2 separate regions of the Homo sapiens genome follow, and region 1 is linked to region 2. The links are chromatin loops, found by intact Hi-C in ENCODE. Cell type or tissue: heart left ventricle. All regions are shown on one strand. Each heading gives the region's core, and the rest is flanking DNA. Links, peaks and the distances in the headings are about the cores only.

Region 1 (5,381 bases), core at 217-5,216, 590 kb before region 2:
AAATACAGTTGAATGAATGAATGAAGGGAGGGAGGAATGAATGACTGAACATGGTTAGGTTCTGGCCTTTATCAGCGGCACAGCAATACTGCCAATTGTCAACCTATGGTGCATGGACCACTTCCCAGGTACCCAATCTCCTTCCATTCTTTCATTCTGTACACACTTACTGAATGCTTCTCTGAGCCAGGTTCTCGAATAAGACAAGCAGATATGGTGCCTGCCTTTAGGAAACGCAGCATGAGAAATCCAACAATGACAATACCATATGGCAGGACTTATCATACAGGTCTGAGAGCCCACCACAGAAGCCCAGTGAAGGAAATCCTTACTCTGTGGGGAGGGCCAGGGGAGGAGCTCTAAGAATGAGTAGTAATTCACCTGAAAAGAATACTGGAAGTGGTGCTTTAGGTGGCAGGAACACCATGGGCAAATGTGTGGAGGGTGGAAATGCATGCCGAGTTTCAGCTCCAGCAAATGGTTTGGCTACATTTCAGCTTGGGTTAGGGACAAGATAATAAGAGTGTCATATACAGAATAGGTGCTTGAAAAATCTTGATAGAACTCCATTAAAAGATACTCCAGGCTTCTCTACTTGACATTTCTATTCAGTGTGTGGTTTATTTAGCATTTGCTTTTTGTGAACTTTGGTTAGTTTTGATATTGCTGGAATTGGCAGTGAAAGGTGTTATAGTACTTTCCACCACAAAGAATGGGAATGGGAGTGCAGGGATCCAGATGGCTCCTTGAGTTACATGGCAGATGATCACCTGAATGCAAGACCTCATCCTGGTGAGGAGGACTTCAATGGCCCTGGTTCTCCACCTTCATGTGGGCAGCATCTGGGCTGTTGGCCCAATCTTGTGAGGATAAAAGCCTTTGCAAAAAGTGGTTGAATATTCATGCAGTGCTTGATAATTAATGAAAGGATTCATGTGCAGCTTAGTTGATGTAAGAGCAAAATAAGAGGTGGGCACATCTACCTAAGGAAAGAACCAGAAATCCAAACAGGATTCCCAAGACATAGTTGGAGGGAATTAGACTCTGTGCCTCAGGTGGATGACCTCATGAAGGATTTTGATGTAAATGTATCGTGGGGAATGAGCAGTGAGTCAGCTAGTGGTTCAAGACATTGAAGTTTGAGTGTCAGCCTTGACACAAGCAGTGCAACCCAGGATAGGTGACTTCTCTACTGTGGGGCTCAGTGTTTACCTGTGAACAACGGGAATCCTTAGAATCTGCATCACAGTTTACTGTTTGTGTAAAACTTACTTTATCACATTGCCCACTGAACTGTCTGGAATAACCGCTGTTCTGCAAATAGTAGCTGCTCCTTGTAGAGATCTTTCACCTCCTTGGTTAGACATATTCCTAGGTATTTAATTTTTGTGTGGCCACTGTAAATGGGATTGTATTCTTGATTTGGCTGTCTGTTGGAATCTTATTGGTATATAGAAATGCTGCTGATTTTTGTACATTGATTTTGTATTCCTAAGGGTCCATTAAAGCTCAGAGTTTTCTCCAGCTGGTGGTAGAAGGGGAAGTCAGGATGATTCCAAGCAAGAAGGATCCCACCCTCAGTTGCTGGCTCTGAGGTGTGGCAGAAGTCCACAGGTGAGCCGCCGAAAGCAACCTCCAGTTGCTGAGAGCTGTTCCGGTCTGACAGTCAGTAAGGCAGCGGGTACTTCAATCCTACAACTACAAGGAACTAAATTCTGATAGTTTGGAAGCATATTTTTCCCTAGAAACTTCGATAAGACCCTGGCCAAGGCTGACACCTTGGTGTAAGTCTTTTGAGTCTCTAAGAGGAGAACCCAGTGGAGCCCATCCAGGCTCCTGACCTGCAGAACTGTGAGCTAATAAATGGTTATTGTTTTAAGCTACTTCGTCTGTGCTAATTTGTTACACGGCACAGGAAAATTAACACACTCAGATAAACCACAAAGCCAAAACATTCCCATTTTACAAATGAGGAAACTGAGGCCCAGCAGGATTGGTCATCTTGCCCAGCATCACACTGTCTATGGCAGGGTGTGGACTTGAACTGCATTCTGCTAAACTCCCAGGGTATCGCTCTGCTGTGCCACACAGCCGTGTGTATTTAAATAGAAGAGCTCTGTGGTATATATTTCTTATTCAAATTACTCAATCGTTTGATCCACTTAGTTATTTAAAGGTGCAGAAATTGCTCAAAATAATAGAGAAAGGAGCATGCAATAGTATTACCTTTGTTGGCACTTAATGGGTAACTTGAGACCGAGCTTTCACGTTAGTTAATTATGTGACGGTGAGTCTAGGAGGCCTGGGCCCACAGGCCTGGTGTCTTTGGCTCTCCTGGCAGATGCAAACATGACAGGCTATTGCTTATTGATCCTAGGCCATGGATTTGGCCTAACTTGCATTATGGCATAATAGCACCCAGTAAATTGTAAGGGAATGGCAAAAGCTAAATGATGATCACATGTAAGCTATTAATGTAATTGTGTTCTTAAAGCCGCCTTCCTTAATTTACTCGAGTGGTGATTTCAGATTGAACTGGAGTCACAGCCCAGGAATAATTCATCCCCAGGCCTCACCCTGCATTTGAGTCAACAGCACATGACACACATGGTGCTTGCTGCTTTATTGTTGAAATCCCATAATCTATGAGGCACTCTTGGTCATGAAGTAGCTCGTTATTAAAATATAATGTTATGTTCACGTGTGATTATTATTTTAATTCAGTGCTCTGTTGACTTATACAAGGTGGCCCACATTCTTTCAGCCTCTACTCTCCATTCTCCTACAGTAAAGTTAATTTATACCAAGATGATAAAAAAAATTTGATTTATTTTACAACAGATCAGTAATTGTGCTCTACAAATAAGTTCGTAATGATAATCAACAGCATTTTCAACATAATTTAATTTGTCTTCTCCCGAGAGGTAGTTAAATGCAGTAATAATAACACCAGTGTTATGGACCCTGCAGCAGTTAATCATGGTCTGAATATGCAGACTGCCCCAATATTGTATTGACAGAAATTAAATTAACCATCAGCTTGGGCAATCAGTGGCTATATAGCTATTAAAAGCAATAAAGGCAACAAACCCCAACCATTGCCAATTACATTTTGACATATACAAGGAAAAGGACAGATGCTTTTGATTTGAGATTTTTATTTCAGTGAAAAAAAGACAGGAGAATAGCACCTTGAACTTACCAAGAGCTTCTTCCCCAAGGTGTGCTGAGCATGAGATGCATTCCCATTGGTGTCCTCTACTGATTGTCTTCTGTTTGTTAAAAGATAAAATAAAATTCAGTGACCAGGAGTCATAGTTTGTAAAATTTTAAGACATTTCTCTGATCTACTTTGCCTTTCAGTGCCCCTAACTCACACAGTTCCCTACTTTTTCATCCTAGCACTGTGGCATCTGACATAAGCACATTATGAGGACTGAGTTTTAAGGGTTAGAGTAAGCAGGGGTTTAAGAAAAGAAGAAGAAACCTAATATTTTTGAGGTTATAAAGACTCAGATTTAACAAACCCAATGATGCTGTGACAAAACATCATTTCACCATTATCTGGGGGAGATTCTGAGCTGGTTTAATTCAGTCCAAGACAAAATAGAGGCGTGAGGTAGTAGGACTTCTTTCTTTCTTTCTTATATTGTTCTCTCCTTTTTTCCTTCTTTCTTTTCTTGTTCCTTTTGTGTCTAGCATGCCACCTACGTTCTTGGGGGAGCTTTTAATCAACCTCAGCCTTTGAATCTGGAAGTTTTCCACATAGGGTTAGTTATATAGGGGTCCTGACTTAGCCATGGAGCCCAGATGGGCTTACCCCTACTGAATGGTCAATGGGTACCATATTGACTGTAGTTGATGGGAGAAGTCTCTTGCTGGACATCGGTAGCAAGGGTGATCAATAAGTCTTCTGGACACTGGCGTTGGGCATAGTACTCTTAAAGACTGGACCATCTGTGGACCTGGGCATGACTCCCATGAAACTCTCTGGTACTAGGAACAGATGGCATTTCGAGTTGGCTGGGTAGGGTCTAAATGCCAACTCTGTCTACATCGCCCCCCTGAGTCCTGTTATTCTAGATCCCCTTGGACCTCTCCTTCCCTGTGACCTGCTGTCTCTCCCCCTCCTCCACCTTGGAGAATATTTGAGGTTGGCTAAGATGCTTGACTTTCATGGTAGACAAAATATTGACCTCCTCTTCCCACAAAAAGAGGTCTATACCCTGATACTCAGAACCTGTGAATATGTTATCTTACATGGCAATGACACTTTACAGATGTGATTAAAGATCTTGACATGAGGGGAAATGTCCTGGATTATCCAGGTAAGCCCAATGTAATCACAAGGGTCTTTAGAAAAGAGAGGGAGGAGGTTCGGAGAGAAGAAAGTGGCATCACGATGGAAGCAGAGGGTGGAAAGGAGATGGGATGACGGTCAGAGTCAGCGAGAGATTTGAAGATGCTACACTGCTAACTTGGAGATGCAGGGATAGGCCATGAGCCAAGGAATGAAGGTGGTCTCCAGAAGCTGAAAAAGACCAGGAAATGGGGATTCCAATTTGCCCTCCAGAGGGAGCACAGCCCTCCTGATATCTTGATTGCAGCCCAGTGCAATCCATGTGAGACTTCTGACCTCCCAAATTGGAAGATAATACATTTGCACTGTTTTAAGCCACTAAGTTTGTGGTAATTTATTGCAGGCACAGTAGGAAATGAACACAGCTCTTTACCTTTTTAAAAACATGTTGCTTGTAAAATATATTATGTAGACTGAGTTCTTTGTATCTTAGATTTTTTAAACCCCAAAACTCAGGTGTTTGCGAGTCCGCAATGTTGGCTTTTGAAACACGCTAGTGTTCTGTCTGCTTTTCTGCCGTGTGATCCTTCTTCTGAGGCAATGGAAGTCACTGAAGGATGGTAGAAAGGACAAAGAGAACAAGGAGAACAAAGACAAAAGAACAAAGAGAACGAGAAAAAGAAAATTCAATCAACCTCTCAAATTGTTTTTCTGGCAGCTCTGGGTGAAAGGTTTCAGTTATATATGATGGGTCCTGAAGGCACTACCTCCCAGCCTACCCTCCTGACCATGCATAATTCTGGGCCTTGCCCTTCTCCAAAGTGTGGAGAGGTGGTTTGGGTAGGACACAGGCAGAGTAACCAATTCAGCTCAGTTTTCCTGGGACTTTCCCATTTTAGTGCTGCAAGTCTTTTGTCCCATAGCTTTCTTCATCCAGGGCAAGGGAGAAGTTGCTCACCTGAGCCACAGGTCATAAAAACCACAGCTGGGAGGCTGTCAGGGCCACCAGGGCCACCAATCACCTGGCATTGTTGTCCTCAAGCTGTGTCCCAAAGAACCTTAGGAAGTCCACTCACCTTCC
Region 2 (5,381 bases), core at 289-5,288:
ATGGGAGGTGGGTTTCACCAAAGTTATGGGGATGAGCAAAACGGGCAGTGGGGAAGGGATACTAGAGCAAAGTCTGAAGTTAAATATTTTTTCAGAGGCTGATGAAGATGAGGAATAAAGAGTGTTCAGTGAGAGGCTGGGTGCAGTGGCTCATGCCTGTAATCCCAGCACTTTGGGAGGCCGAGGCAGGTGGATCACCAGAGGTCAGTAGTTTGAGACCAGCCTGGCCAACATGGTGAAACCCTGTCTCTACTAAAATTACAAAAATTAGCAGGGTTACCTGCTAATCCCAGATAATCCCAGGATTACAGGATTACCTGTAATTCCAGCTACTCAGGAGGCTGAAGCAGGAGAATCGCTTGAACCTGGGAGGCAGAGGTTGCAGTGAGCTGAGATTGCACCACTGCACTCCAGCCTGGGTGACAGAGTGAGACTCCATCTCAAAATAAAAATAAATAAATAAATAAAAAGAAGAGTGTTCAATGAAATGGGGACAGACAGTGAGTAGGACCATACTGTAGACATTTTAAACACTCAAGAAAGGTATTTTGCTGGCTGGAATTAGCAGTGGGGTGCCACGAAAGTTACTGTTCAGGAAACAGATCAGAGAAGAATGTTCAGTGGAGGAATTAGAATTGGTGTCCCTCCAGTGAGGCAGCCCTCCATGGGGGCTCCACCCCAGCAAATATCAAAGAGGAGCTTGTCCGTCTCATTCTTACTTCCAGAACAATGTCAACACTTTCTGCATACTGCCCTAGGCCCAGCCCTGGGCCAGAACAGAAGATGAAGAAGGGAACAGGGACAGGCCTCTGTCCTCACAATTGCCACACTTTAGTAGATTTGGGAGCTGTGCCCATTTGCAGTTCCAGCTAAAGACTTGAGCCTTGTAGCCCACAGTATCCTGGGTGCCCCTGACAGCCATGCCTGTGAAGTTATGTGAGTTAATTCGTGAAAACTTTTTGAATCAGTATTTGGTACATAGTAACCTCTAAAACCTGGTATTAACATTGTTATTCTCCTTATCATTATGATTTCCTACCAACACACTCTACGCCTATCTCTGAGATTTGTGTGAACCATCAACTAGCTCCCGAGGCCATCTAGCCAGCCAGCCCAGTGGCCTAATCACTCTGAAGAAGGGGCCGCTGGAGATCACAATGCACTTCAGAGCATGTAAGGTTCTGATAAGCCCTGATACACAGAACACTGTCTCAGCCACTGTGGTCCACACCTGCTTGACTTGACTATATATATGGTGACTTTTGGTCTCGAACAGAAATAGAGGTTCACATGTCTGAAAATTTTATTTCTCCTTATTCAATGAGCCTTTTCCTGAACTCTGCGTGCATTAAAAAAAAATCTCTCATTTGTCCTTTTATGGGGGACCAGGGGAACAGGATGGCTCATTTCATTAGCAAAAGCAACAATTATAGGGACCCTCTGGACAGCTTTTTGGATCTTGTAAACACTTTTGTACATGCTCACAACAATCACATGAGGTTGACGTTGATAGTCCCACTTGCTGTTGGTGGAATTGTGGCTCAGAGAGGCTGTGTGCCCTACTTAAAGTCACAGAGCTAGAAAGTGACTGGAAGGTGCCTACATTTATGTTGTCTAAATTCACAACCCAAGCTGTTTCAAATATTTCAAAGTGCTTCTAAAATTAGAAATTCCAGGTGACTTACAAATTGTGAGTTGGGGTATTTATATATGTGGAGGTGAAAACAAATCCCTGTCGATGTGACGTGGAATTGAAATCAACCATAACTTGGCTCAGAGATGGGGCTCTGTGCAGGTGGTAATCCAAGCTGTCCTCGAAGGTGAGAGCTGTTACTACCATTCCCGATGTTAACAGTGGCCTGAGCTTATACACTAGAAGAGTCTCCATCAGAAAGAGAAGAAGATGTTGGAAGCTTCAGCAGATGGGCTGTTTGCCTCTCACTGAAAAGAACAGCATCGTATCAGGGTCTGCTGGGGTTTTACAAAGCCCAGATAGAGACAAGAGTTGCCGCACAACCCATAGGAGAAAAATTAAGCAAACTAAAACCTTTCTTGGAGAGCAGAGCTTCCATATAAAGATTGCCACTTGGTTGCTTGCTGGCATCTCTCCGCGATGGCAGATTTTCACCCGAAACCACCAGAGCCCGCCCCACCCCTTATCTCTGCGCTGGCCCTGGTGGAGACTCCAAAGGACAAAAGGCACACCGTCATGGTGCTTCCAGCCCACAGCCCCCTAAAAATAACTTCTCATTCTTTGAGTCTTGGGAAGAAGAAGAAAAACACCTGGTTTGTGTGAGACATTCAGGTTGCGTTGTTCTTTGTGGTTGTGTTGTTGTTTTTTTCCTTGCTGAAAGGAGAAAGTTAACATTTGTTCCTCAAAACAAGTCTCTTCTCCATCTGGAATCAATGGGGGCGGCCCTCAGCGGATCACCCCTGAGGACTGGCTGATGTTTATAAGATCTTAATCCTGGGGGGAACGGGCTGGCTTAGGAGGCTGGTAATGGGATAAGAAACCTCTCCTCTCCAGGGCACCAGCTGGAACCCAGCCCAGGCTCTTAATGACGGGAAGTCTCCAGCTAGCGGATTGGGAGGCTCACTGTGAAATGAGCTGGCGGGCTGAGGCCAAGGTGGCTCCAGCTCCACCTCCCCCACCCCATTCCCTTTCAGGTTCAATGTCAAGGATTTCCACGTTATGTCGAGGAGGCCCTGGGCCTCAGGGTTGAGCCAGCCATTACAGGGCTGGTGTGGTTGAAAGGCAGGAAAAATGGGAATGAGTTTCTTTACCGTTACAAGGGAACACATGTTGTTTGAGCACCTACTGTGTGCGCCTGGCATTGTGCTAGAACAAAGAACATATTATTTCATTTCACCTTCACAGCAGCTCTGTAGCTGCTAATGTTGTCCTCACTGAGACAGATGAGGAAGCTGAGGAAAAGAGAGGTTGAGTAATGTGCCCAGGTTGCACAGGTAATAGGCCTTTGATTCCGATTCAAGGACCTGTAGTCTTTCCACTGCTGACAGATAATACTGAGCTCCCTCCAATGTGGAATGGTCCAGCCTGGAAGCTTCCTACCCATGGTGGACACACACACACACACACACACACACACACACACACACACAGCCTTCATCAACAGCAGCACTCAAATCATGCCATAAAAATTTCTCACAAGTCACAGAATCATTTTATGTTTATAGCTTATAGCAAAGATTAGCAATTTTTCTTTTCTGTAAACAGACGGAAGCTTGTAAGTAGTTTCTTAGTTTCTGCTTTGCTGGCCATTTGATCTCTGTCTTGACTACATACCTTTGTCACTGGCAGGAAAGCAGCTCTAGATAATACATGAGCCTGGCTATGTTCCAGAAACCTTTACTTAAAAACACATGTGATGATGGGTTGGACTTGGCCCATAGGCCATCATTTGCCAATGCCTGACTTAGAAGAATTATTCCTGCATTTAAATAAATCAGGAAAAGGCTTCTTGGAGGAGGTGCCGTTTAAGGTAGGCCTCAATGAACAGGTGGAATTTGGAATATGAAACTGAGGAAAGGGGTAGATATTATGAAAAAGAGACCAGAGTGAAAGAAGGCATGAGGCAGGAGAGTACAGAGTGAATCTAGAGATGTAGAATGACTCAGTGTGGGAAGAGAACCACATGGGGCAAAAAGCAGAGGAGACACCACTCAAGAGGAAGGACCAGGCTGGCTGAAGAAGTGCCTGAATGCCTGCTGGGGAAACACAACCCGATGGTCTATGATCCCCACCGCTCTTGCAAACATTCCAAATCCTTTGTCTGAAAAAATGTTAGAACATGAGTCTCCGATGGTTTAAATTTGGTGTAAAAATGGGAAAAAAATAATGTTATGGAAGCACAGGGAAATATGTGCTTGTGGAACCAGATGGAATGTAAAGCTGAGGAGGGAGGTCCAGTGGAGAGAAATGCATAGAGCAGAAGGCTGAAAAATATGCAGAGTTGAGGATCAACTGACCTTGGTGAAAAACTTACCACTAGCTGTGTGGTTACTTAGCCTCTCTGAATTTGAGCTTTTTCCTGGAACATTGGGCCAATGATGTGCACCACACAATGATCTGCACGTGTGATGCAGATGACAGGAGATGGCACATATGACACATGTAACCCATGTTGGGGACATATGAGAATTTTATTAGACAGGGTCCTCTAGAGGGACTGAACTAATAGGATATATGTATATACAAAAGAGAGTTTATTAAAGAGAATTGACTCACAGGATCACAAGGTGAAGTCCCACTACAGGTCATCTGCAAGTTGAGGGTCAAGGAAGCCAGTAGTAGCTCAATTCAAGTCCCCAAACCTCAAAAGTAGGGAAGCCGACAGTGCAGACTTCAGTCTGTGGCCAACGCCAAAGACCCAAGAGGAGTCCCTGGCAAACCACTGGTCTAGGTCCAAGAGTCCAAAAGCTGAAGAACTTGCAATCTGATGTTCGGGGACAGGAAGTATCCATCATAGGAGAAAGATGAAGGCTGGAAGACTCAGGAGGTGATCTAAGTCATCTTCTCCCATTTCTCCTGCCTGTTTTTACTTTATTTTTATTATTTATTTATTTATTTGAGACGGAGTCTTGCTCTGTCACCCAAGCTGTAGTGCAATGGCACTAACTCGGCTCACTGCAAGCTCCATCTCCAGGGTTCAAGCAATTCTCCCACCTCAGCCTCCTGAGTAGCTTGGATTACAGGCACCCACCATTATGCCTGGCTAACTTTTGTATTTTTGTAGAGATGAGGCTTCACCATGTTAGCCAAGCTGGTCTTGAACTCCTGACCTCCCGAAGTCCTGGGATTACAGGCATGAGCCACTGCGCCCAACCATGCCTGCTTTTACTAGCCACACTAGCAGCCGACTGGATGGTGCTACCCATGTTGTGGGTGGGTCTTCCTGAGGGTGGGTCTTCTTCTCCCAGGCCACTGACTCAAATGTTCACCTCTTTTGGCAACACCCAGAAATACCCAGATATGCCCAGAAATAATACTTTGCATACTTCAATCCAATCAAGTTGACACTTAATATTAACCATCACAAAGACTATTTAAAAGGGCAGGAAGACTTTTTCTTGCCAAAGTCTGAGAAGTGTGCTTCTTGTACAACAGGTGCTTTGGAATAGCTCTCCTGATTCAAGGCCAGAACATTCTACCTTCAACTCGGGTATTTGGAGGTGGTGAGAGTAGGCATGAGGGCCTTTTTTTTTTCTTTTTTTCTCTTTTTTTTTTTTTTTTCAGACGGAGTCCCTCTGTCGGCCAGGCTGGAGTGTAGTGGCTGGATCTCTGCTCACTGCAAGCTACACCTCCCAGGTTCACGCCATTCTCCTGCCTCAGCCTCCCAAGTAGCTGGGACTACAGGCAC

The links. Hi-C counts contacts between places; a loop is a spot of excess contacts. Peaks named below come from ENCODE experiments on the same cell type or tissue, not always from the same donor. Only the 100,000 strongest peaks of a DNase experiment are listed, where the experiment ranks them.
Region 1: a loop joins it to region 2, with 4 times the contacts of the local background. A loop is called at or near these places in 1 of 110 quality-filtered maps.

Annotation. Positions count from the first base shown.
Region 1 is chr14:97,342,289-97,347,669 of GRCh38, forward strand. No RefSeq gene overlaps it. Among named protein-coding and RNA genes, the nearest start is that of LINC02325, 110 kb to the right of the region's middle. In heart left ventricle, for the core only: no CTCF peak of the experiment used is centred there; no DNase peak of the experiment used is centred there; H3K27me3 peaks cover 457 bases.
Region 2 is chr14:97,927,827-97,933,207 of GRCh38, forward strand. The region is part of intron 2 of LINC01550 (long intergenic non-protein coding RNA 1550); the gene reads right to left. Among named protein-coding and RNA genes, the nearest start is that of LINC01550, 48 kb to the right of the region's middle. In heart left ventricle, for the core only: no CTCF peak of the experiment used is centred there; a DNase peak (open chromatin) is centred at 2,556.